Regions from separate parts of the Homo sapiens genome. Here region 1 is linked to region 2. A link is a loop called in an ENCODE intact Hi-C map of the cell type or tissue named here. Cell type or tissue: GM12878. All regions are shown on one strand. Links, peaks and the distances in the headings refer to the core of each region. The heading gives the core; the rest is flanking DNA.

What was found. A loop is a pair of places that touch in the nucleus more often than their neighbours do. Peaks named below come from ENCODE experiments on the same cell type or tissue, not always from the same donor. Only the 100,000 strongest peaks of a DNase experiment are listed, where the experiment ranks them.
Region 1: a loop joins it to region 2, with 3 times the contacts of the local background. A loop is called at or near these places in 5 of 110 quality-filtered maps.

The regions. Positions count from the first base shown.
Region 1 is chr20:53,927,228-53,943,247 of GRCh38, forward strand. BCAS1-AS1 (BCAS1 antisense RNA 1) reads left to right here. Exons shown (of 5, transcript NR_199019.1): 2 at 10,136-10,367; 3 at 13,205-13,371; 4 at 14,058-14,168; 5 at 14,948-16,020. Among named protein-coding and RNA genes, the nearest start is that of BCAS1-AS1, 20 kb to the left of the region's middle. RefSeq lists enhancers at 3,746-3,845, 7,785-8,286 and a silencer at 11,543-11,837. In GM12878, for the core only: a CTCF peak has its summit at 7,306; a DNase peak (open chromatin) is centred at 3,254; H3K4me3 peaks cover 2,121 bases; H3K27ac peaks cover 5,382 bases.
Region 2 is chr20:53,643,927-53,659,946 of GRCh38, forward strand. No RefSeq gene overlaps it. Among named protein-coding and RNA genes, the nearest start is that of ZNF217, 58 kb to the left of the region's middle. RefSeq lists enhancers at 9,276-9,325, 11,098-11,217. In GM12878, for the core only: no CTCF peak of the experiment used is centred there; DNase peaks (open chromatin) are centred at 8,605 and 12,445; H3K4me3 peaks cover 2,923 bases; H3K27ac peaks cover 4,827 bases.

The DNA.
Region 1 (16,020 bases), core at 3,070-11,069, 280 kb after region 2:
CCGGGGATTTGGCTCCTGATCTTATACATACATGTATATATATATATGGGGCGTGTGTATATATATACACACACACACACACGCACACACACATATTTGAAATGGAGTCTCACTCTGTCACCTAGGCTGGAGTGCAGTGGCGTAATCTCGGTTCACTGTAACCTCTGCCTCCCGGGTTCAAGTGATTCTCCTGCCTCAGCCTCCCGAGTAGCTAGGACTATAGGCAGGCACCACCACGCCTGGCTAATTTTTGTATTTTTAGTAGAGATGGGGTTTTGCCATGTTGGCCAGGCTGGTCTTGAATACCTGGGATTACAGGAGTGAGCCACTGTGCCCGGCCGCTGATCCAATATTTTACAAAGTTTGTGAAGAGGATGACTAATTCGTGGAATCACAGGTTTTAATAAGTTCAGGGGCACTGGGCTCAGCAACTTGCAACTGGTTATTTACTGCAGGGATTCTCAGAACCTTTAGTATCCTCACGTGTCCTGGGGATCCTCAAGAGAAAGACAACAGTGGGTGTTTTCAAACCATGATGTTGTCTCAGATTCCTCCAGGGCTTGCTCCCTTTGTCCTTCAGGTTCATGCTCCATGTCACCTCCTCAGAGAAGCTGTCGCTGGCTATCCATAACATCCCGTCCTCTTTCCCTGACTTAGTATTTTGGGATGTGTGGCATTTATCAACATTAATAAAACGATATCTCTTTTTTCCTATTTATTACTATTATTTTTGCTTATGTAACCTCTTGAATTATCTTTGCTGATTAGTTTCTGCTACTTAGAGTCAGTAACCCAGAATCTATTAATATAACCTTCAGGAGTGTGCATGACGAAGTTATATTCTGTCCTGCTTAGTCTTCAGTGGTCACACGTTTTTTGTTTTTTGTTAGACAAAACAAAACAAAAACCCAAAAACGTGTGACCACTGAAGGTCAAACGTGTGACCCTGCTCTGTTGCCCAGGCTGGAGTGCAGTGATGCCATCTCAGCTCCCTGCAACCTCCGCCTCCCAGTCTCAAGCAATCCTCCCATCTCAGCCTCCTGAGTAGCTGGGACTAAGGGCACACACCACTACACCCAGCTAATTTTTTTGTATCTTTTTTTTTTTTTGAAGGAGTTTTTGGTCTTGTTGCCCAGGCTGGAAGCAATGGCGGGATCTCGGCTCACTGCAACTTTTGCCTCCCGGTTTCAAGCAATTCTCCTGCCTCAACCTCCTGAGTAGCTGGGATTACAGGCATGCACCACCAAGCCTGGCTAGTTTTGTTTTTTGTTTTTTGTTTTTTTTTTGAGACGGAGTCTCCCTCTTTCGCCCAGGCCAGACTGCAGTGGCGCGATCTCGGCTCACTGCAAGCTCCGCCTCCTGGGTTCACGCCATTCTCCTGCCTCAGCCTCCAGAGTAGCTGGGACTGCAGGCGCCCGGCTAATTTTTTGTATTTTTAGTAGAGACAGGGTTTCACCATGTTAGCCAGGACGGACTCGATCTCCTGACCTCGTGATCTGCCCGCCTCGGCCTCCCAAAGTGCTGGGATTACAGGTGTGAGCCACCGTGCTCTGCCTAGTTTTGTATTTTTAATAGAGACGGGGTTTCTCCATGTTGGTCAGGCTGGTCTCGAACTCCCAACCTCAGGTTATCCGCCCGCCTCAGCCTTTCAAAGTAGTGGGATTACAGGCGTGAGCCACCGCACCTGGCCTTTTTTTTTTGTATCTTTAGTAGAGATGGGGTTTTGCCATGTTGCCCAGGCTGGTTTCAAACTCCTGAGCTCAAGCAATCTGCCTGCCTTGGTCTCCCAAAGGATGGGATTACAGGCATGAGCCGCCCGTGCCCGGCCTTTGTTTTTCCTATTTATTATCTGACTTTCCCCGCTAGACTGTAAGATCCAGGAGAGCAAGAGCTTTGTCAGCCTCGCTCTCTGTGCAGCTAGACTGTAAGATCCAGGAGAGCAAGAACTTTGTCAGCCTCGCTCTCTGTGCATCTTCAGTTTCTACAACAGCACGTAACATGCAGTAGGTGCTCTCATTAAATCTTGTTGAATGGACACAGGTGTATTGATTTTCTATCATTATGTAGCAAATCACTGCAGAGTTAGTCACTTAAAACAATACCCATTTACTGTCTAACAGTTTGAGACTCTGGGTATAAGTTAGATGGGTCCTTCGCTTTGAGTCTCACTCGGCTGAAATCAACATGTTGGTCAGGGTTGTCATCTCATTTGAGGCCTGGGTCCTCTTCTGAGCCCACTAGTTTTTGACAGAATTCAGTTCCTGGGCAGTTGTAGGACTGAGGGACTCAGCTCCTGGAGCTCCTAGTTGGCCGCTGTGTTGTTCTCTCCACAGCATGGCAGTTTGTCTTGTGTCCCATACAAAGCCATGGGACAACGTCTGCTGCTGCTTCCCTAGTTCCTTTTAAGGGATCACCTGATTAAACCAGGCCTACCCAGGATAAACTTCCTCTTGATCAAATCAGAGTCAACTGACTGGGGACCTTAGATACAACATTCTTTTACCTTTGTCATGTAACTTAATCATAGTAGTGAAAGCTCATCAATTCAAAGGTCCAGCCAATGTTCCAGGTAAGGGGATTATGGATGCCATGTACACCAGGTCAAGGAGGGGACAATCTTGGGGACCACTTTAGAATTCTGCCTAGCACAATGTGAAGCTTTATATCCCTTAGAATACCTTATAGGATTGGTGGTCCTCTGGGAAATGCTTTGAGAAAGGTGCTTTCTCTTCCCCAATTCATCAACCTCATTTCTTAAACTAGAGAGCATATCTGCAGACAGCTCTGGGGGCTGAGCAGGTAAGAAGAGTTCTGTGGGGATTGTGTAAAAGTGAGACTAAGCCCCAGCAAAGGGGAAGGGTCATTTGGTGTCCTATATTTTGTCCGTGATCCCCCAACTTCCAATATTTCAAGAGAACATGGAAATCTGAATTTGCATATGCATTTTTCTGGTGTTTAAATCTTGGAAACAAATTCAAGTTTTAGCAGAATGCGTTGCCCTTTCCCGAAGAAACATGACTGTAGGCTGTACTGGGGAGGTTGCGTTGAAAATTGTTGCTGAAATGATCACTGTCTTTTGAAGGCTACTGCACCCATATCTTTGACTGGAAACTCTTCTCTGAAGTGTCATTTACATTTCTACTTGCTTGCATGGTGGAAATGTTTCTTGAGCTCAGAACAGAAAGTCCACTAACAGTTTCATCATATTTTTACTCCCTCCTCATAGTCACACGTCCTTCCTGGTGGGGTTAAGGGTTTTCACATACACCTGTTCAACCAACCTCAGACCTCAGTGATGTTTATGACTTGTTCTGTCTCTGTCACTTTCCTAACATCCAACTATCATGGGGTGAAAAAAATCGCTCTTAGAAAAGCTGCTTGAAGCCCTCTCTCTCCTGGCAGGAGGGCAGGAGGATGTATTTATGGAGAAAGTTTGCTTTTTCCTTGGAAAATCATGCTAATAGAACTTGAATTACAGAATTTAAAGCCTGTCAGGGAGGAAAGTGACAAATTAACCTACTTGGAAGAGAAATGGAAAAGCAGGTCTTATGAATGATCAGATTCTGTCACTTCCCTGCCCAAAATGCTCTAGCATCTTCCTATCAAGTTCAGGCTAAAATCCAGGTCTTACCATCATGGTTACAAGGTCTTTCTGGTTTCTGACAGCCTGTCCAACATTATCCAAGGGCACACGAGCTCTTTTCAATGTGTCAAATGTGCATTCACCTTAGGGCTTGTACAGTACCTCTTCCTTTTGTCTGGAATGCTTTTCTTCCTCATATTTGCATGATTCACTCCCCAGTCTATGAAACTCTGTGGTCAAATGTCATCTTAAAAGAGCCTTTCCCTGATCAACCCAACTAAATTCACATGCCCTTTTCTCGGTATTACTCCACTTTTTCATTTACTAATAGCATATTCCAGTTTTTGACATCTTATCACTAGTTGTTTGTTTATTGCCTGTTTCCTGTACCAAAATATAAGCTCCTTGAAGGGAAGAACTTTGTTTTGTTCACTTCTTTATTCTAAGAAATTAGAACAGTGCCTTATCCACAGCATAGATTCTCAGTAAATATTTATTCAATGAATGAACGAATGCAAGGATGGATGAACAAATGAATGGTAGGTCTGTTAATCTATCAATAAGAGGTGTTGCATCTCTGCAAAGAGATGTTTTGTTGTACATTTATTTTCTTTTCATAACTGTCTTTATTATCTCCTTGTTTCTAATTTTTCTAGGTTTGATTGCTTTTATTTTTCTAATTTTCTAAAGTGTGTGCTTAGGTCATTGATTTTCTTCCTCTCTTGTTAGCTAATATGTGTATTTAAAGATAAACATTTCCCTATAAGCACAGCTTTAGCTGAATCCTACATTTTGATATGTCAAATAAATATTTTCTAATTTCTACTGTGATTTCTCTTAAATCATGAGCTATTTGGATTGCTTTGCCTCATTTTCAATTATTTAGACATTTTCTTATCCTTAGTTATTGGTTTCTAGCTAATTCCACTGTAGTCAGAGAACATATTGTGTGTTTTTAGCATTTGAAGTTTGTTGAGACCTACTCCATAGTCCAGCATGTGACAACTTTTGTTAAATGTTCCGTGTGCACTTAGAAAAAGAAGAGGTAGTGTGCAGTTATTGGTTGGTTTGTTCTACAAATGTCAGTTAGGCTGAGTGTGTAAATAGTGCTGGTCAAAATTTCTCCATTCTTACTGACTTAAATTATCTTTTTGTTTATCAGTTGCTGATAGAAATAGGTTAAAGCCTACTTCTATAATTGTGGATTTATTTCTCCTTTTAGATCTGGCAGTTTCTGCTTTATGTATATTGAAACTATTCTAGCAGGTACTGTAGATTTAGAATTGCTTTTTCTTGTAGGATTGACCCTTTTTGTTATTATAAGATAATCCTCTTTACCTTTTATATTGTTTCTTTTCTTAAAGTGTATTTCATCTGATACTAGAATAGCTACACTAGCTTTCTTTTGATTAGTATGTTCATGAAATATCTGTTTCTATCTTTATTTTCATCTTTTCTGTGTGCTTATATTAGGTCTTATCTCTTGTAAGAAGATTATATTTGGGTTTTTTTTTAATTTAGCATAAAATCTGTCTTTTAGTTGGAATATTTAGTCTATTTACACTTAAAGTAATTATTAGTATAGTACTATCACAATATTAATATATTACTATTTTAATTAGTTTCAACTTTTACCAGTTCCCCCTTTTCTCCCTTCTGACCTTTTAAATTAATGAGGTCTTTTTTCAATCATTGTGCTTCTCCTATTAGCTTGTTTTTTCTATATTTTTTATTACCTTATAGATTACAATGATAATTCCTGACTTATCAGAGTCTAATAAAATTAGTACATTTGCTAGCTCTCAGGCAATAAAATAATTTGGAACATGTTTAGTACCGTTTTTTTCTTGACTACCTTTTGTGTTATTGCTACCATGTATTTGAACTCTACATATATTTTATTTTATTTTATGTTTTATTTCTTTTTGAGATGGAGGCTTGCTCTGTCGCCCAGGCTGGAGTGCAGTGGCACAATCTTGGCTTGCTGCAACCTCTGCCTCCCGGGTTCAAGTGATTCTCCTGCCTCAGCCTCCCGAGCAGCTGGGATTACAGGCATGCACCACCATGCCTGCCTAATTTTTGTATTTTTAGTAGAAATGGGGTTTCACCATGTTGGCCAGGCTGGTCTCAAACTCCTGACCTGAAGTGATCCACCCACTTTGGCCTCCCAAAGTGCTGGAATTACAGGTGTGAGCCACCACACTTGGCCTTCTATATATTTTTTAAATCCCAGAAGACATTATTATGATCTTTTAATAGAGTTGGTATTCGTTTAGATTTACCGACACATTTGTCCTTCTGTTGCTTTTAATTCTTTCCTATGTTTTTATTCTTCCATCTGAGATCATTTTATTTTTTTCTTAAAGAGTATCTTTTAGTATTTCTTTTAGTAAGGACCTGCTGGTAATATAGAATTTAGTTTTTGTTTATCTGAAAACATAGCAATCTTCAATTTTGATAGCTATTTCTTACTGGGTGTAGAACTATAGGTTGGCAGGGTTTTTTTTAAACCCCTTTTGTTTTTCTTTCTTCTTTTCTTTCTTTTTCTTTTCCATCTTATCTTTTTTTTTTTTTTTTAAGGAGTTTGTCCTCAGACTTTGATTAGTTCTGCTGAATCAGCTGTCAGTCTTATTGTTGCTTTCAATTGAAGTGGAGCACTGCATCTCTCTTTTAGGATGCCTTCGAGGTATTTGTCTAGCTTTCATGTTTGTACTCAGTAGGTAAGATGGTCTGCAACTATGTAGCCATTTTTCCCAAGAGAAATTTCACATATTAAATGGCTTTGGTTTTCCACAGATGATGTTAGAGATAGCAAGTGGAGGTAGAGGGAATGAAGGGAGATCAAATCAAGAGAGGTTAAGATAGAGGAAGTAGCTTTACCTAAGGTGAGTAGACCCTAGACAACTGGCAGAACGCTGGGCCAAAGGAAAGATATAGGGGGCAGGATGGCATTTTCTGCAGATAAATGACCCCAGAAATTCAGACACTGTGATATCCAATATTCACTTTATATCTCTCTTTATTGTGTTGTATTTCCCTTAAGTAAGTGAGGTTCAGAGAGGATAATCAGCTTGTCCAACATCAAACAGCCGGTCAGAGTGACAGGCTGACATTCAAACTCATGCCAGTAGACTCTAGATCCCACACCTTTCGCTGCTGAACTATATTAAAGATCAGAGGCTTTTAAAGTTTTCTTATTACAAATCATAATAAGAAATACATTTTGAGTCTATACACATACATTAGTAATCAAAACAAACCTTCCACTAATGGATGTTAACCATATTACCCGTGATGCACCATGAGCTTTCTGTTGTATTCTATTCTATTCCATTCTGTTCCATTCCATTTCATTTGCTGGATCAACATAAGTGGGTTGGGCCCTGGCTTCAAATAAAAACCACTGCTAAAGACAGGAACTTACCTTAAAGGTTAAAAAAAGTACATAACTCCGATTAGCCAAGAAAAACTCAGAAAGTGAGAAGGAAGGGCAAAAAAAAAAAAAAAAAAGTCACTTCTTTTTGTCTTTCAGGAATTTTAATAATAAAACAGCTTTGGATCACCTATTTTAGATTCTTCTAGTAGACAGCCCCCAGTAGATTCCTTAACTTTTCAAATGGCATTGAAAAAGCGAGGAAGTTATTTCACCTCTTTGGGAGGCTGTCTCAGTCCTCTCTATCCATTGGAGGGCAGGGCAGCCACTCAATAAGTGTCTGTTGCATGAGTCAAGTAAAGGATCAGACCGGGGTGTCTCAGAGCCTTCCCTGCTCTTCTATTCTCTGTTAAGCCACTGAATGAAGAAGGCTGCCACATTTTCCTCTGGGTCAATATCAACAGCAAAACAATATCCCAGAACGGTCATTTCTGGGACAATAAATAGTTTTCCAGAGCTGCTATCTTAGGCCTCTCTGCCACTAAGGGATTAAAGAGAAATGCACACCCCTCCAGAATTTCCTGTCCTGTCTTGCGGTTAACTTAAAACATTTTCAACTCCCGCCTCCCCCTTTCTCACCATCTCTCTTCATGGTTAAAGAGGTTATAAATTTGCAAAGGAAATGATTAAGCAAATCCAGAAAATTTGGCCATGGGACCTGATTTTTCAAGGCCTTAGTTTTTGAAAGCTGAAGAAATCTGTCCACTGAAGGATTTGCACATGAGTTTTTTAGTCTTAGGGCTGGGGCATAATTTCCTGTTTTTGTATTCTCAAAACTGTTAAGCTACTTGTGAACAACTGGCCAGCAAAGATAGGGAGGGGGCAGGGGATGCGGAGAGAGGGTTGTGAGCCCAGAGGGGAGGAGAAAGGCTGTTTCTCCTCAGTTCTCACAGAACCTCTATGAAAATAGAAAGATTTATTTATTTATTTACTTTAAAGACTGTGAAGTAGAGACAAGGGGTAGATTCTAGACATTGAAGTTGGAGGTGTGAGTGGTAAAGAGGAGAAGAAACATGTTTTAGCAGGAACTTGAATAAGCTGATTGAAACTCAAAGAACAGTCTGTTTCCATAAGCATGAACATTTCTTAGACACTCATTTTGTGCTTTGCATGGAATACATCGTTAAATCCCCACAGCAACTCAGTGAGGTGGATTCTACTAGTGTCTCCACTTTATGGATGTGAAAGTGAAGCTGGAAGAAGTTAAGGAACCTGCTCAAAGCCACGTGGCTAGCAAGTAGCACCACTGGGATTGCAACCAAGGCTGTTTGGACCCAGAGCCTGTGTTCATAGCTACTGCTCTCTTCTGAAGATAAAGGAGGAGACAAGGATGTCAGCATGACCATAGCATACATGTTCATTTATTTAGAGCCAGGGAAGGGGGTGGGACACTAATCAAGGTTGCCCCTTCCCTTCACTTCCCTTCCCTTCCCTTCCCTTCCCTTCCCTCCCCTCCCTTCTCCTCCCCTCCCCTCCCCTTCCCTTCCCTTTTTTCTCCTCTTAAAGCCACCAACTGTGCTAGGTATTTGTATGTTTACTCTCAGATCATTTTTCCAAGCTTCTCTTCAAACTGCATTTCCCAGGTTCCATTACCAACTGGCTTCTGGTTAAGTTCAGCCAGTGGGCGGCACTGACACGTATTTTTCCTGCCTCCTCCCTCCAGTCAACAAAAAGGTACTGCTTGCAGAAGCCTCCATTGGGTTCCAGCTACCCTCAAGCAGCCTCACCCCCATCCACATGGGGTTCTATTTCCCACAGGGTGCCGGGTTCCCTAGCTCCAGAAGCATCACCTCTTCCCTTTGGCTGTGTGTCTCTAGTGGTGGTTCTTTTTGTAGCCTATTTCTATTTCTTTCTTTCTTTTTTTTTTTAAATTATACTTTAAGTTTTAGGGTACATGTGCACAATGTGCAGGTTAGTTACATAGGTATACATGTGCCATGTTCTATTTCTAATCTCCGGGTGGGCCTCACGGCCCCATGGTTGTCTTTTCAACTCTTCCAGTACCTTTAAAACTAGCACCCATATTAATGTCCTTCTATTCAGCTCCTTGTCATGGGATAGAGGTTCCCGAGAAAACCCTAAGACACAGATCACAGATTTTTCTTTTTTTTTTTTGGAACAAAGTCTCGCTCTTGTCCCCCAGGCTGGAGTGCGATGGTGTGATCTCGGTTCATGGCAACCTCTGCCTCCCGGGTTCAAGGGATTCTCCTGCCTCAGCCCCCCGAGTAGCTGGGATTACAGGCGTCTGCCACCACACCCGGCTAATTTTTGTATTTTTAGTAGAGATGGGATTCTCCTTCCTCAGCCCCCCGAGTAGCTGGGATTACAGGCGTCTGCCACCACACCCGGCTAATTTTTGTATTTTTAGTAGAGATGGGGTTTTACCATGTTGGCCAGGCTGGTCTAGAACTCCTGACCTCAGGTGATCCACCCGTCTTGGCCTCCCAAAGTGCTGGGATTACAGGCGTGAGCCACCGCGCCTGGCCGACACAGAGGTTTTTAACCTAAGACACAGACCCTGAGACAAAAACTTAGGTGCAAGTAGTTTATTTGGGAAGTGATCCCAGGAAGCACAAAAGGTGGGGTGGGGGGGCGTGCTCATGAGTATGTTACTGCTGTGGGTGACGGGTGGCTCGGTCTTGCTGAGGACCCTTGAGAGAACACAAAGACGACCCCTCAACATTGTCCCACTGAGAGATGGGGCAGCTGAGGTGTTTACCTTTCCTCTCCCATCTTTCACTGATTGAGAATTGTCCTTCGGGGCATAAAATTTCAGGTATTTTCAAAATGCCATGCAGGTGGGCTAAACAAGCTCCTACAGCCCCTGGAGAAAGCCACCGAGAGGAAAAGCAAAGAACGAGGAGTTTTGGGGTGGGAAGCTGTCAGTGCTGCAGGTAAACTCGGGTAGTCTGAAGACGATGGGGCAGGGCAGCCACAGCACCTACTGCCATGGCGACTTGGCCACCGTTATAAGTAGATGCAACTGTACAACCAAGGATAGCCAAGGGTGGACCTGAGCCCCCTCTCCAGAAATTCTGCCTTACTTTAGAATGGGGTGAACAGCAGGGAAAATGAACATTTTTCTTTGCTTTTTCTCCTCCCTCCTTTCTTTTTTCTAGATAAGCCAGCCAGCCAACTGCTTATGAGGATAAGGAGAAACTGGGGCAAAGTTTAAGGATGTCGCAAAGTCTGGGTGGCCTTCAGTCCATGAAAGAGAACACATCTGTTCTATCTCAGGCTGAGGTCATCTGCATCCTCATCAATAAGCTGACTGAGCACTCATTACCTGCCAGACACGGTGCCTACATGCTCTAAATGCACGGTCTCGTTTATTCTCAGCAACTTTCCGAGGTAAGTGCTGTTAGCATTCCCATTCCACAGAGGAACAAACTAAGGCTCTGAGAAGAAGTAATTTGCTCAAGACCTCACAGCCTGGGATCATGGGTATGAATCATCTGGGTGAATGATGAGGCCAAATCCCAAGTCCATGTTTATGACACTTAGAAATAACCATTTAAATGTCCTTTGAAGGGTCAAAACCATTTAGAGGTTTTATCTCTTTCTTACAATCTTCAAAGAAGTTTAACACCTTATAATAAATATCTCACAGATAACTCAGGTCACTTAGTGAATATTAGTTGAATTGCTTTTGTATTAGATCCTACCTGCAGCCAAAATATAAATCTATGTTACCCTCCAGCTCAAATATCTTCCATGGCTCCCCATTGCCGTCAAGAGACAATTTAAACTCGTTACTATGGACTTTTTACTCCAAGTCCTTGAGATCCATCTGTGCCACCTCCCCAGCTTCCATCCTCTTATCCGTTCTCCTCACAGTCTCACTTCAGCCATGCTAAGCTACCTGCCATTCTCTCTGTGGACCCTGGGCTCTTGCACTTGCTGTTCTTCTGGGAGCCCTTTTGTCCAACGCTTATTCATTCTGTGTGAGTTAACTCAACTGTCACCTCCCCAAAGTGGCCAACCTCCACCCACTGTGGTCTTGCGCCAGTGCCTTCCCCTGAGTCCCATGACACCCTGCATTTGCTTCTCTTACATTGTATTATTATTATCTTTTTGCCTGCCTGTCTCTCCCACAGACATGAAAGCAAGCTTTTATGTACTTAGGTTGGATTTCAACCTTGGCTCTGCCATGTGTGTTCTTGGGCAAAGTTGTTTTTTTCTCTGTGAGCCTTAGTTTCCTCAGCTGCCAAATAAGCAGTGAACAAAGTTAAGTCATGTGACACACAATACCTGGCATATAGTGAGGTTCAATGTTAGCTTTTTTTATCTAAGCATCTTCAGGGCCAGTCTTTGGACCAAACATGCTGTTGATGCTCAGTGAAGTGGTAGCTCTACCTGGACCAGTGGTTTTCAAATTTTCTCCTTCATTGGAACCTCCTGAGAGGCTGCTAAAACACAGGTTACTGGGTCCCACCCCAAGAGTTTTTGATTCTGCGGGTATGGAGTGGGGCTTGAGAGTTTGCATTCCTAACATGTTCTCAGGTGGTGCTGAGGCTGCTGGTCCTGGGACTGTACTTTTAGAACCACTGGGCTGGTTACCTGGGAAGGGTAGATGTCTGGTTAGGGTGATCAGACATTCAGAGCTAAAACAAATTCACACTAGAGGATAAGGCAATCCACAATGGGTGTGGCCACAGGATATTTGTTTAGCAATTTATCCATTCAACCAATATTTGTTGAGTATCTACCATGTCCAGGCATTGTGCTAGACACTGACAATAGAACAATGAATGAGCAAGACAAGAAGGTTCAGATCTTGATAAGTTCACATTCTAGTGGCACTGCTTTGGAAGGTGGGGGCCGTCATTACACAAATCCCATGGGTGTGAATTGAAGGGACACAGTTAGTTTGGGGAATGGTTAGCCTTAAAGCCACTGATACCAATAATGGCTTTACTGTCTACTGTATCATTGTATTGCCTTCTCAACATGATTTCACCAAAATGATTCATTGAAACTGATTATGGTATTCCCATAATCCCCTTGCCTGGAACTGCATCCATCATTCAGCACAGTTTTAGGATGAAGTCAACCCATGGAACATGGCAGAATGGAGTGTCAGAGAACCAGAGCCAGGCTATGAGACTTAACACCAGTTATATGAAACGATACATTTCCTCATTATCGTTGTTAGCTGGAAGAGAGTCTCAGAGAATCAAAGCCAAAGATGTTATACAACACCTATTATATGAAATGATAAATACCCTTATTGTTACGATTATCTGCCAATTCAAGTAGGGGTTTTCTGTTACTTGGTGCTAAAAGTTCCCCATGATAGAATAGCTTGCCTTTCCTAAGTGCTTACAATGTGCCAGCCACTGCACTAAATGTTTGGTATGCACCATCTCACTGCATGCTGGCAGCAACTCCACGAGTAGGCTCTATTATTAGCCCATTGTTGAGGGAGGACACTCAGAGTTTAAATCACTTGCTCTTTAGTTGGGAGTGGAGAAGATGAGAGGTAAGGCTGCTTTGTGGAGCAGGATGGGCCAGTAAGGATTACTTAAATGCATTGCAATGACACCAACTGAAACGTTTTGCAATCACACAATCTTCCTTGAGCTTCTTCCAAGATAGAGCAGATAAGGATGGAAACACAAACCAACCAACCTTATCTTCATTTGGAGGACTGAGAATCATAGAAGGCAACTGACTTGCCCAGTTCAGCTTTCTCGTTCTAGTTCTCCTAATTAAACTTGACTGCTTTCTAGAAGTTAATCAACAAATACACTCTCAGGCTGCTTTGGCCCAGTTTCCCGGTTAGGCAATCAGGGAAAAAGGGCTAGGCATTGTAAAACCCCAGGTCCTGCAGCTCCCCCACGTGGCTGCATTTTGACAAAAGCAAGCTTCTGAGAGAGTAGATCACGTAAGGAACCAGCCCTTCCATGGCTGTCATTAGCAGAAGTGCAGCTGGGGGCCATTTTGTCAAGAAGTGCTTATTTGGAAAAACAAAACAAAACAAAAAATGAAAAAAAAAAAAAAAATCTATACAGGTGCATGCCAGTCCCCCGGTAATGAAATGTAACAAAGGAAGCACTTAAGTTCAGTGAGGGAAATACAGCTTTAAATTACAGATTGTACCCAGAGCACTTTATAAACGGTAATGTGTGATAATGTATTATCCTTACTTCTGTGAAATTGTGGACTGCAACTTCTGCCGGGGCCAGTTAAAGGGCCAGGAGATGGAGAGGGTTGCGTGAATGCCATTCAAGAAAAGGGCAACAGAGGCTAAGGGGTTAAACTCCCCAGAAAACCAATTTATGCAAAGGGCTGGATCCTGACCGGCATTCTGCACTAAAGATCTGAATTACAAATTTAGAGAATTTGCTGCTCGGTAAGTAATTTCTTTTCTTCCTAATGGAGACTATAATTTCCAGTGGGCCGGTGCCACTTAATTTGCACTGATAGAGTGAACAAAATCTTGACCACGGAGAAGCCTAATTCTACTCACCGTGCAAAATTGCCCTTTAAAAAGGCTTAAAGAGGGACATTCAAAGGATGGTTAAAACCAACCCCTATAATCTTACATTGCTGCAAAGCACATTCCCTAGTTTCCCCTGTGTTTGTATCTTGGGTTAGTTAATAATTGGAATTAGTTCTTTTTCCTTCCCTGTAAGGTAGGTAGTGTAGCTGATTTTATTTTTTTAAGGTATAAGATCTACTTGGGATTATCTGACATAAGAAATAACATTGTCAGATTCAGATTGGAGAAATCTGCACCCTTCCAGGCACTCTGAGAAGGGAAAGGACACAGATTCTTGGTTTCTTGAAATCTAATTCTTTAAGACACTTAGAATCTAATTTAATGAGACCCCAGTGCTTCTGGACTGTTTGCAAACAGACAAGAACAATCTAGTGTGTGTGAAGTGGGAGGAGGGAGGGGAGAGAGTGTGTGTTTAAACCCCTGATAATTTATCTAAAAAGCAAGGGGATACATACAACAAAGACCAGGAATTTCACTTTCTTTCTCTTTTCCTTCCCATTTTGGTTTCTATTTTGTTATGTGCCTCCTTCTCCAAGACAACGAATGCAGGAAGGACCTCACTGGCTGCTGGGAACAACTGCCCTTTTGAATGAATTCTTTTATGGTTACCAGTCAAAAAGTCACCGTCAGCTGGAACTGGAAGGGAGGTGTGTGTGTGTGTGTGTGTGTGCGCGTGTGTGTGTGTACGCGCAGTGGCAGCCATTTCAGCTCAATAGCTCCATTCCTGGAAAGGCCACTTCTTCTTGACATGGGAGAAGACACACTTCCCTGTGTACCTAAAAATAAATAATAAGTAAATAAATAATAATAATAAGAAAGTCATTTTTGCTCCCTCCCCCAGGTCTTAATTCTTCTTTCTCTTTTAATCATGTTTTTCTGTGTGCCACCTTTGCTTTGCTTATTTCCCCCACTGCTTGTTCTGTCTGATGGCATTTCTGGGAATCTGTGTCCTAAAGGCTTTCTTGGGTTTATTGGTGAGTTTCAGCTCTTTTTCACTCTAGTTCTGCATAAGGGGTGGGCATTAGTATTTATTGTAAATGCATTGGAAATGGGATCTCAACAACAATAACACACACACACACACACAAACACAAAAATGGAGTATTAACTTGTTTCTTAAGCCATAACTGAATTTAGAGTTCTCCCAGTAAGTCATGCGCTTTACTTCTCTCTGGCATTTCTTGCTTTTTTAAAAAAAAGCAATTTCATTAAAAGACTATTCTCTTTTTTGGCCCAGGAGCATAGGAAACCAGTTATAAAAACTGTTGGCATGCTTTGCAGAGAGATTCTCAGCAAAGAGGCTTTTTTTTTGTTTTATTTTGTTTTGTTTTGTTTGAGTGGGGGCTTGGGAGGGCTCCATCTGCCTTAGTAACTGGCTAAGTAACTGGCCTGGGCTACTCAGTCTGTTTCTCTTCCTCCTGCCTAGGGGCATTTCTTATCTGGGCAAAAAGCCCCTGTACCCAGCGAGGTGAAACTTGCAAATGATACTGTCACCTTCCTCAATGGACTGCAGCTCAGGAGCTCACCAAAGGTTGCAGCAGACAACCCCCACGGTGTTTGGAGACAAAGGAATAGCAGCTGCCTGGTTTCCTTGAATCACCCCGTGCTCTGACGATGGCAGTGATGGGCCTCCCACCAATGGCTTCCCCAAGTGCTGTTTTCCTGCTTCATGCCAAGTTAAGCATTCTGATACTAAGCGGCACGAGATAGTTCTCAACTGGGTGAGGCACAGGTGTGAGTAATCTCGAGGTATGGTCAGGAGGTTTGAAAAAACTAACCCAGCTGCAAGGAAAAGACCTCTGGTCTTTATTGGAAACACGAATTTGACCTGTCCAAGCTGGGAGCTAATAGGCCCCAGCAGCTCAGGATCCCCTCCTCACTTACGCTTGGGTTTTGAGTGATACCATATTTTTCTGAACACATTTTCCAAATGCCTATTTGCCAAAGCCGTGGTGTAATTTGCCTAAGCAGCAAACTTGTCCTTAGAGTCGAGGTCCATCCACATCAGGAGAGTATATTCAATGTTTATCTCCGATCAATGTGTGATGAATTGCATATGAGATAGATTTGTGTGAGCCAATGTGTGTGTGTGGATCTGTGTTAGTTACATGTGTTTATTTGCATGTATGTAAATATGACTGTGTGAGTGCATGGATCTATTCCTGCATGATATATATTTATATATATGAATATGTGCATATATATGCAAATATGGGTATAAATATGTATCTGAACATATAGGTGTGTATCTGTAGTGGACACTGTCAATGCACTCATCCTCCAGTTACTTAGGCATCCCAGCTTCTCAGCTCAATGGGGGCCGCTTGCCCATCCCCCCACCTCCCAGGGCAGCCCAGAATTCACCTACCAGGGTTCAAAGGCTGGCTCCCTTGACTCAAGGTCAAACTATCTGGGTGGTGCAATTCATGCTCCAGTTGAAACCAACCCTTGCCCAACTCTTTTCTTGCCCTCTTCTTTTTCTCTTACTCCCTTTCCCTC
Region 2 (16,020 bases), core at 4,647-12,646:
GGAAAAAGTGAACACCAAACATACCTATTACTAATAAAAAGATTTCAAACAATAAAGCCAAAAGAGCAGAGAAACTAAAAATAAAAAATATGTATTTTATTTTCCTCTGCATGTTTTTGGTGAAGGCAGATCATAGATTACGCCCATGTCAGAAACAATGCAATTTTATAATTCTTATGAAAAATGGGCCAGGCGCAATGGCTCATACCTGTAATCCCAGCACCTTTGAGAGGCCTAAGTGGGTGGATCACCTGAGGTAGGGAGTTGGAGACCAGCCTGACCAACATGGAGAAACCCCGTCTCTACTAAAAATACAAAATTAGCTGGGCATGGTGGTGCATGCCCGTAATCCCAGCTACTAGGGAGGCCGAGGCAGGAGAATTGCTTGAACCCAGGAGGCAGAGGTTGCAGTGAGCCGAGATCGCTGGTTGTGGTGGTGTGCACCTGTAGTCCCAACTAGTCTGGAGGCTGTGGTGGAAGAATCTCTTGAGCCTGGGAGGTTGACGCTGCAGTGAGCCAAGATTGTCACCGAACTCCAGCCTGGGCAACAAAGCAAGACCTTGTCTCCAGAAAAACAAAAACAACAACAAAAAAAACTAATTAATATTTCAGTAAAATTTAGGTATAAATTTGGCAAGAATATAGTTCTTCACTTTTTTTCACTATGCTGCTCTTTTCTAAAATCAATTGATGAAATTTAAAAATTCGAGTGAATGTGTGTATGAAAACTGAATTAATCTGATATTTTCTTATATAAATTTGATTTCCATGATTACAGCTGAAATTGAGTTTAAGCTAACACAAATATTCAGGTGGTTTCCCTCCCTCCCTCTGTCCCTCCCTCTTTCTCTTTCTTTCTCCCTTTCTTTCTTTCTTCTTTCTTTCGACAGGATCTCTCTCTGTCGCCCAGGCTGGGTGTGGTGGCGGGTGCCTGTAATCCCAGCTGCTGGGGAGGCTGAGGCATGAGAATCACTTGAGCCTGGGAGGCAGAGGTTGCAGTGAGCCGACATCAGGCCACAGCACTCCAGCCTGGGCAACAGAATGAGACTATGTCTCAAAAGAATAAATAAAATGAAATGAAATGATGATAATAATAATAATAATAGTGCTAGTCTTAAGAGTGGGCTGTGCGGCTGGGCGCAGTGTAACCCCAGCATTTTGGGAGGCTGAGATGGGTAGATCACCTGAGGCCAAGAATTCAAGACCAGCCTGGCCAACATGATGAAACCCGTCTCTACTAAAAATACAAAAATTATCCAGGCATGGTGGCGCGCACCTGTAATCCCAGCTACTTAGAGACTGAGGCAGGAGAATCACTTGAACCCAGGAGGCAAAGGTTGCTGTGAGCCAAAGATCATGCCACTGCACTTCAGCCTGGGCGACAGAGCAAGACTCTGTCTCAAAAAAAAAAAGAGTGGGCTGTGACAGATGGATGACAATCCATTGAAAGCAGGTCTCAGCCATCTAGGTCAATCTGGGCAGCTGCTTATTTCTGTAAATAAAGTTTTATTGGAACACAGTTGAGCCTACTCATTTACATATTGGCAATGGCCTCTGTTCTACTTCCGGTTAAGACAAAGCCTCTAGCGCTCAAAGCCTAAAACAGGTATTAGCTGATGCTTTGCAGAATGTTTACTGACCCCTAATCTAAAGTATTTAGTACAGTTACTCGCATCTGGAAGATACCTGCTATTTATATGTTAAGTAAACTCAAAGGCAAAGATCAGCTTCTGTTTATCATTCTTCCTTTCCCTGGGTTCAGCAAAGGCCTTGCACATGTAGTGTGTGCTTTGTGAAATATGAAGTTAACATAATTCATGACAATAAAATATAATTGTCATGATATAGCATTCAGAGAAAGTTGATAAGTAATAAAACTTTGGGCACAGTTTCAATTTAAAATAATCCCAATCTACTTTTTCAGTATTCCGTAATTTCAGTTAGAGTGCAAATAATTATGTAATATTGGAATGCCATTCAACTGGCTTGTATTTATGTGAAGAGAAGTTGGTCAATGTGAAAGGAAACCAACATTACCATCTTTTTTTTTTGAAGCTGTAATGATCATAAAATGTAAATGCATTCTGCAAACTTCAAATAATGTGTTTTAATGGCCTAAACCCCTGGTAAAGTTAGCTTTTAGAGCAGACACAAAATAAAATTGGGTCCTGAATACTGGTTGGTGCATCATGGGGTAGAGGCAGAGGAAGAAAGAGGGGAGAGGCCAGGCGCAGTGGCTCACGCCTATAATCCCAGCACTTTGGGAGGCTGAGGCAGGCAGATCACTTGAGGTCAGGAGTTTCGAGGCCAGCCTGGCCAAAATGGTGAAACCCTGTCTCTACAGGAAAAAAAAAAATTTAGCTGGGCATGATGGCAAGTGCCTGTAATCCCAGATACGCGGGAGACTGAGGCAGGAGAATCGCTTGAACCTGGGAGGCAGAGGTTGCAGTGAGCTGAGATGGGACCACCGCACTCCAGCCTGGGTGACAGAGCGAGACGCCATCTCAAAAAAAAAATAAAAGAAAAAAAAAGAAGAAAGAGGGCAGAAAAAGAATGGAGCGAGATATCATTAGCTCACCACTCCAGCTGAAAATCAGTTCAAAGTAGAGCTCTGTGCCATACCAGTCCCCAGCGTGGGCACTTCTAATTACAGTCAATGAGCATTTTGTTTGTAAGGGAGAATTTTTTTTTTTTTTTTTAATAGGGACAGGGTCTCACTCTCTCGCCCAGGCTGGAGTGCAGCAGCATGATCATAGCTCTGCAGCCTTGAACTCCTGGGCTCAGTTGATCCTCCTGCCTTAGATTCCTGAGTAGCTGGGACTACTGGGACTACAGGTGCAGGTGTGAGCCACCACTCCTGGCCTTGGGGAGAATGTTAACTTCTAAGTAGAACTTAACCAGAGGCAACACTCAAGAATTCCCAAGAGCAGCAGGCATAGTGGCTCCCCCATGCCAGCATTTTGGGAGGCTGAGGCCAAGGATCCCTTCAGCCCAGGAGTTCCAGATGAGCCTGGGCAACGTAAGGAGACCTCATCTCTCTCTCTCTCTCTCTCTCTCTCCCTCTCTTTTTTTTTTTTTTTTTTTTTTGAGACAGGGTCTCACTCTGTTGCCCAGGTTTGGAGTACAGTGGCACGGTCTCGGCTCACTGCAGCCTCAACCTCTTGGGTTCATTGCCTCAGCCTCCCGAGTAGCTGGGATTACAGGTGTGCACCACCATGACCAGCTAATTTTTGTATTTTTAGTAGAGACAGGCTTTCACCAGCTTGGCCAAGCTGGTCTGGAACTCCTGACCTCAAGTGACCCGTCTGCCTTGGTCTCCCAAAGTGCTGGGATTACAGGTATGAGCCACTGCGCCTGGCCATGGATTTATTATTATTATTTTTTACTTTTTTATACAAAGACAGTAACCCCAAGAGGACAGAAACCTGCTCACAGCTGTATTTGGCACCTAATATGACATCTCGGAGGTATTCGAGGCTAATTTGTTGAAAAGTATGAAAGCAGGTTCTGTTTTTTTGGCTCTGTTGCCCAGGCTGGAGTGCAGTGGCGTAATCTTGGCTCACTGGAACCTCTGTCTCCCAGGCTCAAGTGATCCTCCCACTTCAACCACCCCAGTAGCTGGGACTATAGGCATGTGCCACCACAACTGGCTAATTTTTTATTTTTTGGTAGAGATGGGGGTCTTGCTGTGTAGTCCAAGCTGGTCTCAAATTCCTGGGTTCAAGTGATCCGCCCATCTCAGCCACCCAGAGTGCTGGGATTATAGTTATGAGCAACCGTGCCCTGTTAGCGGGTTATGTTCTAACCCCTGACAATGAACATTTTCCCTGCTCTCCTGGAGTGTATGTTTTAGTCAAGAAAGGCTGAAAGCGATCAAGAGAGCAAACAAGTTCATTATTAATAATCGTGATAATTGCTCTGAAGGAAACGGGGCCTAAGGTCAGAAAACCAGAATCATAATTTTTGTTCTTGACCCAGGGCCAGGCACAATATTTCGACGATGCCAAAAACTCAGTGATTTACATAAATTATACATATATATACGATTTTTTTCTTTTTCTTCTGTCACCCAGGCTGGAGTTGCAGTGGTGCGATCATAGCTCACTGCAGCCTAGAACTCCAGGGCTCAAGTGATCCTCCCACTTCAGCCTCCTGAGTAGCTAAGACCACAGGGGTGCACCACCACACCTGGCTAATTATTAATTAATTAATTATTTCAATGTTTTATTTAAAAAATTATTTATATAGAGATGGGGTCTCACTGTGTTGCCCAGACTGGTCTCAACCTCCAGGGTTGAAGCCATCCTCCCACCTCAGCCTCCCAAAGCGCTGATATTACAAGCATAAGCCACTGCACTGGGCCTATATAAATAATACTTTAGGCTGGGCACAGTGGCTCACGCCTGTAAGCCCAGCACTTTGGGAGGCCGAGGCGGGCGGATCACCTGAGGTCGGGAGTTTGAGACCAGCCTGACCAACATGAGGAAACCCCATTTCTGCTAAAAATACAAAATTAGCCGGGCATGGTGGTGCATGCCTGTAATCCCAGCTACTCGGGAGGCTGAGGCAGAAGAATCACTTGAACCCAGGAGGCAGAGGTTGCGGTGAGCTGAGATCGTGCCATTGCACTCCAGCCTGGGCAACAAGACCAAAACTCCATGTCAAAAAAAAAAAAAAAATTAGCTGGGCATGGTGGCATGCCCCTGTAGTCCCAGCTACTCGGGAGACTGAGGCAGGAAAATCGCTTGAACCTGGGAGGCGAAGGTTGTGGTGAGCCGAGATTGAGCCACTGCATTCCAGCCTGGGCAACACAGCAAGACTCTGACTCAAAAAAAAATAATAGGCCAGGCATGGTGGCTCACACCTGTAGTCCCCGCATTTTGGGAGGCCGAGGTGGGCGGATCTCTTGAGGTCAGGAGTTTGAGACCACCCTGGCCCTCATAGTGAAACCCCGTTTCTACTAAAAATGGAAAAATTAGCCAGGCGTGGTGGTACACGCTTGTAGTCCCAGCTACTCAAGAGGCGGAGGCAGGAGAATTGCTTGAACCTGGGAGGCAGAGGTTGCAGTGAGCCAAGATCACTTCACTGCACTCCAGCCTGGGTGACACAGCAAGACTTCATCTCAAAAAGAAAAATAAAAAAAATCAAAATAGGCCGGGCAACATGGCTCACGCCTGTAATCCCAACACTTTGAGAGGCTGAGGCGGGCAGATCACAAGGTCAGGAGTTCGAGACCAGCCTAACCAACATGGTGAAACTCCGGATCTACTAAAAATACAAAAAAAAATGACAGGCATGGTGGTGCGTGCCTGTAATCCCAGCTACTCAAGAGGCTGAGGCAGGAGAATCACTTGAACCCAGGAGATGGAGGTTGCAGTGAGCCGAGATTGCATCACTGCACTCCAGCCTGGGCAATAGAGTGAGACTGTGTCTCAAAAAAAAAAAAAAATCAAAATAAATGCAAACAGCCCATGATGAACAAAATATCAAACTTTTATATAATGACAGAACTGATATTAGGGTAAGGATGGCAAGGTGAGCCCTGCAATAGTTTCTCTGCTCCCGTTGCTTAATCTGCAAAATGGGATAAAATGGGATTGTATCTACCTTTTTTTGTTTTTGAGACGGAGTCTCCCTCTGTTGCCCAGGTTGGAGTGCAGTGGCAAGATCTTGGCTCACTGCAACCTCCGCCTACCGGGTTCAAGCGATTCTCCTGCCTTAGCCTCCTGAGTAGCTGGAATTACAGGCGCCTGTCACCACGCCCGGCTAATATTTTTGTATTTTTAGTAGAGACAGGGTTTCACAATGTTGGTCAGGCTTGTCTCGAACTCCTGACCTCAGATAATCCACCCGCCTGGGCCTTCCAAGGTGTGGGATTACAGGCATGAGCCACCGTGCCTGGCCTAGTATCTGCCTGTTTTTGTTTTTGTTTTTTTTTTTCTTTTTGAGACAGAGTCTTGCTCTGTCGCCCAGGCTGGAGAGCAGTGGCGTGATCTTGGCTCACTGCAACCTCAGCCTCCCAGGTTCAAGCAATTCTCCGGCCTCAGCCTCCCGAATAGCTGGGACTCCAGGCACGTGCCACCATGCCTGGCTAATTTTTTGTGTTTTTAGTAGAGACCGTGTTTCATCATGTTAGCCAGGATGGTTTCAATCTCCTGACCTCGTGATCTGCCTGCCTTGGCCTCCCAGAGTGCTGGGATTACAGGCATGAGCCACTGCGCCCAGCTTAGTATCTGCCTTTTAAGGCTTTATGAGGATTTGTCCAGAACTTCACACAGGAAGAGCTCAATACATGCTTATTACTCTTTTATTATTTTCATCAATATTATTAATCCTACGGTTGTGTACCACAGAACAAATATTTAAGCAATAACATCAAAATTTCAGAAAACTAAATGGGCTAGTTACTGTATTTTGTCGAACCTAAAACGTCACCATTTGTGAGATTTTCCATTATTTTATTTACTTATTTATTTATTCTGTAGAGTTGGGGTCTCTGTCACTATATTGGCCAGGCTGGTCTCGAGCTCCTGGGCTCAAGCGATCCTCCTATCTTGACCCTTCAAAGTGCTGGGATTACAGGCATAAACCACTGCATCTGGGCATGTTCCATTATTTTACGGACTATTAAATAAATGTTTTCAAATAATAGCAAGATGCCATTGACTGCAAAATACATATTGATTTTAGTTATATTAAAATGTAAAAACTAAAGTGCACTTTAGAATTGATAAAATATAATATTTGGGCCGGGTGCAGTGGCTCATGCCTGTAATCCCAGCACTTTGGGAGGCCAAGGTGGGCGGATCACTTGAGGTCAGGAGTTGGAGACGAGCCTGGCCAACACCCCGTCTCTACTAAAAATACAAAAATCAGCTGGACATGGCGGCTGAGCGCTTGTAATCCCAGCTAATTGGGAGGCTGAGGCAGAAGAATAGCTTCAACCCGGGAGGCGGAGGTTGCAGTCAGCTGAGATCCCACCAGGGCACTCCAGCATGGGCGACACAGTGAGACTCCGTCTCAAAAAAAAAAAAAAGAATATTCTGAGAATAAGTCTACATATTGGGTGCAGCATGCACTGGGGTGACGGGTGCACTAAAATCACAGAAGTCACCACTAAAGAGTTTATGTAACCCCAAAACCACCTGTACCCCAAAAGTTATTGAAATAAAAGTTTAAAAAATTAAGCTATTATAGGCCGGGCACGATGGCTCATGCCTGTAATCCCAGCACTTTGGGAGGCCAACGCGGGCAGATCACCTGAGGTCGGGAGTTTGAGACCAGCCTGACCAACATGGAGAAACCCCATCTCCACTAAAAAAATACAAAATTAGCCGGGGGTGGTGGCACATGCGTATAATCCCGGCTACTCCGGAGGCTGAGGCAGGAGAATCACGTGAACACGGGAGGCGGAGGTTGCGGTGAGCCAAGATCGCACCATTGCACTCCAGCCTGGGCAATAAGAGCAAAACTCCATTGCAAAAGAAAAAATTTTTTTAAAAAAATTAAGCTATTATCATTACATATGTTTATTATACTCTTTGCACATAAAAGTTTATACATTTTCGGCCGGGCGCGGTGGCTCACACCTGTAATCCCAGCACTTTGGGAGGCCGAGGTGGGCGGATCACAAGGTCAAGAGATCAAGACCATCCTGGCCAACATGATGAAACCCCGTCTCTATTAAAAGTACAAAAATTAGCTGGGCATAGTGGCACACGCCTGTAATCCCAGCTACTAGGGAGGCTGAGGCAGGAGAATCGCTTGAACCCGCGAGGCAGAGGTTGCAGTGAGCCGGGATTGTGCCACTGCACTCCAGCCTGGCGACAGGGCGGGACTCCATCTCAAAAAAAAAAAAAAAAAAGTTTATACATTTTCTAACTTTTATTGTACATTTCATTTTATCAACATAAAATTAACCTTTGGTTACTAAAAAAAATATATTGATAGATGGCAAGCATGCTTCCAAACGGATTGGACTTGTTGTAGTCAATTGATGTTTATGATTTAAAAAAAAAAAAGAAAACAAAACCTGTTCATTTAAACAATCATTATTATTTCCAGGTATTTTATGAGGAAGGGGCTTACACAGACATTTCTGTAACTAATAAATTATTTTTCTGCTTCTTTAGAGTTAATTATTCACAGTTACTTTGCGTAGTTACATGAGTTAGCTCTTCCCAACATTAGTAGTATTTGTTTTGTTTTGTTTTGTTTTTGGAAAATTTTCATCTAAATCACCGTGGGATATAATCACCATTCCACATGTTGCTTTGTTCAGTTGTACAGTACCTACCTTAGCCTCTGTAAAATTTGGTAAATATCACTGCTTTCTGGTTAAGTTCTGTGGAAGAAGGCAGAAAAAAAAATTACACCTCCCATGTCCCTTGTTGAATTAAGAGTACACAGACTTCTCTTTCCCCTTTTTTAAAATAAGTATCGTGGCAGTTGAAAACAGGTGCTAATTCAGTTCATTCACGATATGAGAAAGATCAATGTACATTTGAAACTCTCTTCAGAGCAGAAAATTGTTAAGAGTTGCGCAAAACAGAAAGCAGGTCCTTTTCTAAATATAGCAACGTCATATGACCCCACTGGTCTTTGTACTCAGAGAATTAAGGTATTAGACACATTGCTCCACGGATGCAGCATATAATTACTCTGGGGAAGAGGGACTATGACCAACGAGCACAGATATTAATATAAATATTGGGCTTGTGTCTGTCCTTTTTGATCTAAGGAAATAGACTTTTGAATGTTGCTGGGACATCCCCACATGACAGCTTGTCAACTGTGTAAACTTTCCCACTGCACACAGAAAACAGTTCTTCCATCTCTTTGGTTTTATTTTTATACCCCTTTTCACAGCAGTCAATGTTTAAACACTTTTCAAACAGTAGACTTTTTTTTGTCTATTTCCTTCTTTAACTGTGAGGTCTCAAACTGATGCTAATTCAGTTTTGTTGGTTATCATGATCATTTATGATACTAGATAGTTCTCAATTTAGGTCCCCTGTAATTAATCTCTGTGAACGTGGTGTTTTGTTTGTTTTGTTTGGTAACAACTCTTTACAGGGTAATTTGGACATGTATCCTTAAAGCTTTTAGTGCTTTTTAATTTTTTTAGTCTTTATTTTTAAAGACCATTTCAAGTTTACTGTGTATCTGGGAGAAATTAAAGATTAAATTGGGAGTGCAATGTTCAAGAGCTATCACTGCATTTAAATGTGTTTATCTGCAAGCTAAAATTCTTAACACCACCATTCTATTTTGCAGGAGGTAAGTCTTTCCAGCCAAGCAAGGGTTTGCAAAGCCGAGGTTAGTCAGTAAGGGCCGATACATATTAAAATTGAGAAAAGGCCTGTCCAAGCTTGGGGAAAAGCAGCTGTTCTCACACTGCTATCAGCATTTATCAAGGGGGAAATTTTTGTGTTAGCCCTCTGGGCCCACGGGAGGGAAGGAGTAGAAGGAAGTAACTATGATAGTTGCATATTTGAAGGAAGCAGAGGCCTCAGCTGGTTGCTAAAAAATCAATTTAAAAAATAAATGATGGAGCTCAGGCATACGGCAAGTTGTGGACTGAGAATTTGGTTTCAGGATTAGGGTGTTTCTACTTGGAAATTTACCATCCAGTTCCCTGGACCTGTCTTGGGGCATTTTTGTTGTTGTTGTTGTTGTTGTTTTGTTTTGATTTTTTTTGAGACAGGGTCTCACTGTCTCCCAGGCTGGAGTGCAGTGGCGCGATCTTGGCTCACTGCAACCTCTACCTCCCTGGTTCAAGTGATTCTCGTACCTCAGCCGCCCAAGTAGCTGGGATTACAAGTATGGGCCAGCACATCCGGCTAACGTTTGTATTTTTAGTAGAGATGGGGTTTCACCATGTTGGCCAGATTGGTCTCAAACTCCTGACCTCAGGTGATCAGCCTGCCTCCACCTCCTAAACTGCTGGGATTATAGGCGTGAGCCACCGCCCCGACTTTGGATTGAGGATACTCATTGATTAGTTTCAGATGTCCCTTATGAAATCAATTTCTTCATAAACCTTTTACTCCATATTGTCTTTTACAAAAAAGAGTACATTTCTGTACTATTATATACTTAAAATTATTTGTTAAACTATGTATTTTTGACAAATAAATCCAAAGACTCCAAATTTTAAAAAATAACCCCTCTTTTCAAAACAGCCTTCCCAAAGTTAAATTAAAAGTTGAGTTGGGGCTGGGCACAATGGCTCGCGCCTGTAATCCTAGCACTTTGGGAGGCCAAGGACAGCGGATCACGAGGTCAGGAGTTCAAGACCAGCCTGGCCAATATGGTGAAACCCCGTCTCTACTAAAAATACAAAAATTAGCTGGGCATGGCGGCGTGTGCCTGTAGTCCCAGCTACTTGGGAGGCTGAGGCAGAAGAATCACTTGAACCTGGGAGGCGGAGGTTGCAGTGAGCCAAGATCGTGCCACTGCACCACTCTAGCCTGGGCAACCAGAGTGAAACTCCATCTCAAAAAAAAAAAAAAAAAGTTGAGTTGGTCTCTATGACCTTTGCTTGTCTTTAAAAACAAAAAAATTAAACAAACTGCTTTTCTGGAATGTCCCTTGCAAAACGATAAATTATAACTTTATCAACTTCCCTAGAGGCCTTCAAAACAAAAGGAAAAAGTTAAATTAAGTTCAATCACTCTATTAGTTCATTCTAAAAGGTAACATTCCCCGAAATATATTTTTGTTCAGAGTACAACATTTAGAGAGCCGCGGGGTGGGATGAGGTGGTTCAGGCCTGTAATCCCAGCACTTTGGGAGGCTGAGGCCAGCGGATCACCTAAGGTCAGGAGTTCGAGACCAGCCTGGCCAACATGAAGAAACCCTGTCCCTACTAAAAATACAAAAATTAGCCGGGTGTGGTAGCATGCACCTGTAATCCCAGCTACTTGGGAGGCTGAAGCAGGAAAATTGCTTGAACCCAGGAGGCAGAGGTTGCAGTGAGCCGAGATTGTGTCACTGCACTCCAGCCTGGGCGACCGAGGCTCCATCTCAAAATAACTAATTAAGTAATAAAAAAACCCTCAAAATAAATATATAAGTAATAAAGAACCGCGAACGCAGCTTTCCTTTTTGAATGCTGAGTGAGGATCCCTGGCCAGAGGGAAACTTGGGCAGATACCAGTCACGATTCACCAGGAGCGCTCCGGATTCAGGGTTTTACTTCCTTAATTACAGAACCGAAACTGGCTAAGTGTTGACTGATCAAGAGTTAAGAGTTTCGAAGTTAAGGAAGCAGTAAACTCATTTCCAAGAGTTGTCTTCCCAAACTACTCCTTCTCCTAATACGTGTAGGATTTTCCTAGTCTAAGACAGAGGTCTCTCTCTCTCTGTCTCTTGCTCTCTTTCTTTCCCTTTAATAACCCCAAGTATTTGATAGTTCATTAATATGAAAGAGAGTTTTGTAGTTTCCTTAATAAAATGTTGAGCACCTCCAGAAGGGAGAGAATTTCCCCCAATAACATTATCTATGGACATTTTCTGCCTTTTTGTGAAACCTCCCTGAAGCTTAGCCCTGCCTTCATTTCTGATTAATCACTTGGGCTCACAAGATAATTCAGGAATCACACTCCACCAGCAGTGAACTATCTTTAGGAGATGAATTGATTAAAACTCACTGTTTGATGACTTGGGTTTGATACGGTTCAGCATTTTTCGAATACAATTAGAGATATTTAAATCTTTCCAATAAAAGGAGAAGGTGGATTTTTTAAAAATCCACCATATGTCTCTAAATCATTTTCATTTTATCTAAAGAATGGGGAATTTAACATCTCCAGAAATATCTGGCTTCCTTTTTTTTTTTTTTTTAATGTAGTCAGTAGGTCAAAAAAAAAAAAACCCACATGTAATAGGAAGTGAACATATTATACACGTTTTAAAAATTTGTTCATATATATATCATTTAAACCTGAGTCCTCTAAACTTTGTTCCTATAGAATTTTCACTGTATATTTTCACACATATATATTTTTATATGTTTATCCATACGTAAATACTTACACACAGTGAGGTTATTGAGAAAGTAGTCTTGGAATCCAGATACTAAAACCACAACACTTTAGAATTGGAAACCATACAATTTTGTTTATTCCAGCTCTATCATTATAGAAAGGGATACTTGGGCTGAGAGAAGTTATTTAGCTTGCTTGAAGATCTTTGTATTCTGGTCTTGAATTTGCCACATAATAAATATTGCACTTAACCTTGAGGGTTTCTGTCTCCTCATCTGTAAAATAGGTCCACTGGAAGACGATTTTTAATTTAGTTGAATGTATCTGATTTTGCAAACACGGGGGTTTTGGAGCATGCAAAAGAGGATGATGTTCAGGAGTCCAAATGACTAGTCAGCCCAACCTTTTTAGCCAATGGATTCATTTATTTTGGCCCTGGACAGGTATTAGCTGTCCTTTAAAAGATTGGCTTCTGGCAGTTTGGGTTTCCCCCACACGTTTGCTTCTGTGTATTTTTATCAGCCCTCGACTCAGAAGAATCCAATTAGAGTCAATTCCTTTAGTGCAAGTGGCAGCAAATACTAGACTATCCAGAATTGTCAGAATCTTGTTTCCTGCTTTACCCAGCCGTCTTGTCTCCATTTTACATAGTTTTCAGCTTTGCTGGAGGAATAGGCCTGCTGTACTTTTTGGAATTTCCTCAGCCACTCATCATTTCAGGCTGAACATTAATGATTTATCCAGCAAAGGTTATTAAAATTGACTATAGTCTCTGAAGAAAGGATAGTTTGTCAAACCCACATCTTAAGACTCATTGGATATATTTTGCATGAATTGTGATTAATGCAAGGTAATTTCAGAGGATGGCTTTTGCTAATTAATAAATCAATCACATTGACTCATCTTGGTAGACTGAACTTTAAAAGTTCATTACTGACTTGCTCAAAACCAGAATCCCACACATACATAGTTTAGTGGTTTAAGGCAATTCTTAAGAAAGCAAACAGATTGAGCAATACTTTAATTCAGAAACAAATTGCTTAATCTGTGTCCTCTAAAAATAACGTGCCTGAGAAAGAAAAACTATAAAATACAGGCAATACACTAACATATTCCTGCTTCTTGATTGATTTCACATATACAACAAAGCTCACATCATTATAAAAGATTTGGAAAGGTCATATGGAAACATCACACTACCAATAGAAGGATTTCTGAAGTAGTTGAAAGCACCAACTTTACCTAAAACAACAAAACAAAACAAAAAATGTAACCAAGTTGTTATAAATTGTCCGCTCTAAAGTTCTAGAGATCTTATGGAATAAATGCAGGCTATTATTATTATTATTTTTTGCTTCTGCCCAAAGCGAAGTTTAGTTATTTAAAAAGCCACTGGAATTGTGCTTTCAAGAAAGCAAAAATGGCTTGTGTTTTTCATATTACTTTGAAAGGGACAGACATGCCCTTCAACAGAAAGCAATAAGCTGCCATTCAAAGAATGGAGTTTCCCTGCAGCTAATGGCAGTGGGATCTGAATCAGATAATACACATATGTAGAATCTTTAGGACCAAACCACAAAAAAAAAAAAAAAAAAAAAATCAAAGCAAAGCAAAAAGCAAAACAAAACAAAACAAAAAAAGAAGAAGTGTAATTCAAGTCCTGTATAAATTAAACCTACAGTAATTTTCTCAAAGTGTATTTTCTGTTTTAGGTTACTAGAGTATTTTAAAACTTTCTCCATGAACAAATAGGAATGTCCATATACAAAAAAAAGTGGAACCTGGATTCCAGCCAGGAGGGGTCTGCAACCACGTAGAACAATTGGAGACTTAACAATCTGTAATATTCGTGTTATATTCTATAATATTCACTGAAATAGACCTCAATGACTTTGAGCTCAGGACTCCATGAATTTCTTCCACATGTGCTTCCTCTGGATGATGGGGGAGGCAGGGGAAAGGGAGAGCAAACAGCTGCTTGAGATGGGAGGGGGCAGAGAGGTGAGGAGGAGAGGAGCTTAGGAGGACTGAGATCCTCATTACCTACCCTCAATAGCTGTGGCACAATAATTCTTTTCTTTTGGAATGCAAATATGGTATTTATAGCCAATCAGGTCTTTTGAGTGGATTAACATTTAGTCCTTTTGATATGGGAAGAAAGAAGGGGGAAGGAGAAGGAAGAAAGAAGAAAAGAAATTTAAAAAAATTAAAAGTAGGGAGAAATAGATTAATCCTGACACTAATATAATGATCTGGATAGCTAAACTACATCGATGTTTCTGGGGTGCCAGGTATAGGCTAACACTTTCTTTTTATACTTATCCCCTAAATCTCCAATTAAGTAAACCTTACCCTAGCTGACACTCCCTCAGTTTCTTCAAATCTTTTAGTCATCTTTCTTGAGGGCATTTAATGTTTTTCCTACTTTAAATTCACGCTCTTGCTAAAGACCATCTATGTAAGATAGGTGCACTATTCATGGCACAATTATGCGGTTCCCAGTTAAAATGTGATAAGGGAAGTTATAGCTGGATTCTCCTATGATGTAATGTAGTCTTTGAATGACACTTTAAACAGTCACAGCTTTTCTCCATTGGGATCCCCATTCTGCCCCTCAAAGCTGTGTGATCTTGGGTACCTCTTCACACTTCAGTTTTGCCATCTGTAAAATGGGTATAGCAATGGTATCAAACCTTAAGCGGCATTACGGAGGCCAAATATGCTAATGTGTATGTTTGGTGTAGAGTAAGCCCCAAATAAAGACTAGCCATTGTTTTCGTGGCCATTTTTTGTCTGTTGAGAAACTGTTAATGCAGCAACTTTCTCCGGGTTAGAGTTGGATTAACTAACAAGCTTCTGAGGAAAATATTAAAATTTCCCGTGATTTTCCACAGTGGCTATTTAATATATATTACATCAAGCAAGCAGGTAAAGAAAAGCAATACTTTCAGGTGTAAATACAGCACCTGGATTGGGTTGATTTTGGTAATTCGGTTTTTTTCCTTAGACAAAGCTAGGTTTTCAAGCCAAACAGTACACAGCTGTAGAAAACAGTCACTTAAAATTTCAAAAGGTTGCTCTGTATGTGTAATTACTATTATTATTATTATTTCAGACAGAGTCTTGCTCTGTCGCCCAGACTGGAGTGCAGTGGTGTGATCTCGACTCACTGCAACGCTCAAGGGATTCCCATGCCTCAGCCTCCTGAGTAGCTCGGTGTAAAATTACAGGCATGTGCCACCACGCCCGGCTAATTTTTGTATTTTTAATAGAGATGGGGTTTCGCCATGTTGGCTAGGCTGTTCTGGAACTCCTAACCTCAAGTGATCCGCCCACTTCGGCCTCCCAAGGTCCTGAGATGACAGGTGTGAGCCACCTTGCCCGGCCCCGTATGTGTAATTATGTATCTACTTTTATTCTTGATGTTGTTTATAAGTACATTCCCTCTTGTTTTTCTTACTCATTCTTACCAATGGACTTAAACTTAATTTTATTGGACTTTACAAAGAATGAGTGATTTTTTTTTTTTTTTTTGAGACGGAGACCCCGTCGCCCAGACTGGGGTACAGTGGCGCAATCTCGGCTCACTGCAAGCTCCGCCTCCCGGGTTCACGCCATTCTCCTGCCTCAGCTTGCCGAGTAGCTGGGACTACAGGCGCCCCGCCCGGCTAATTTTTTGTATTTTTAGTTTAGACGGGGTTTGTTTCACCCTGTTAGCCAGGATGGTCTCCATCTCCTGACCTCATAATCGGCCCGCCTTGGCCTCCCAAAGTGCTGGGATTACAGGCGTGAGCCACCGCGCCCAGCCGAATCAGTGATTTTACTGATCAAAAAGTATTGGTTGTTTTTTATTTATGTGACAACTTCCGCTCTTAAGTTTATGAATTCCTTTGTATATTAGATTATGGAAGTGTCTTTAAGAAATAAATACAATTTTAAAATATCTATCTACAGGTAATATCCACATCTCTATGTCTATCGATAGAGAATAACATTTAGGGAAACGGAGAGGGGAGAGGGAGCTAGAATG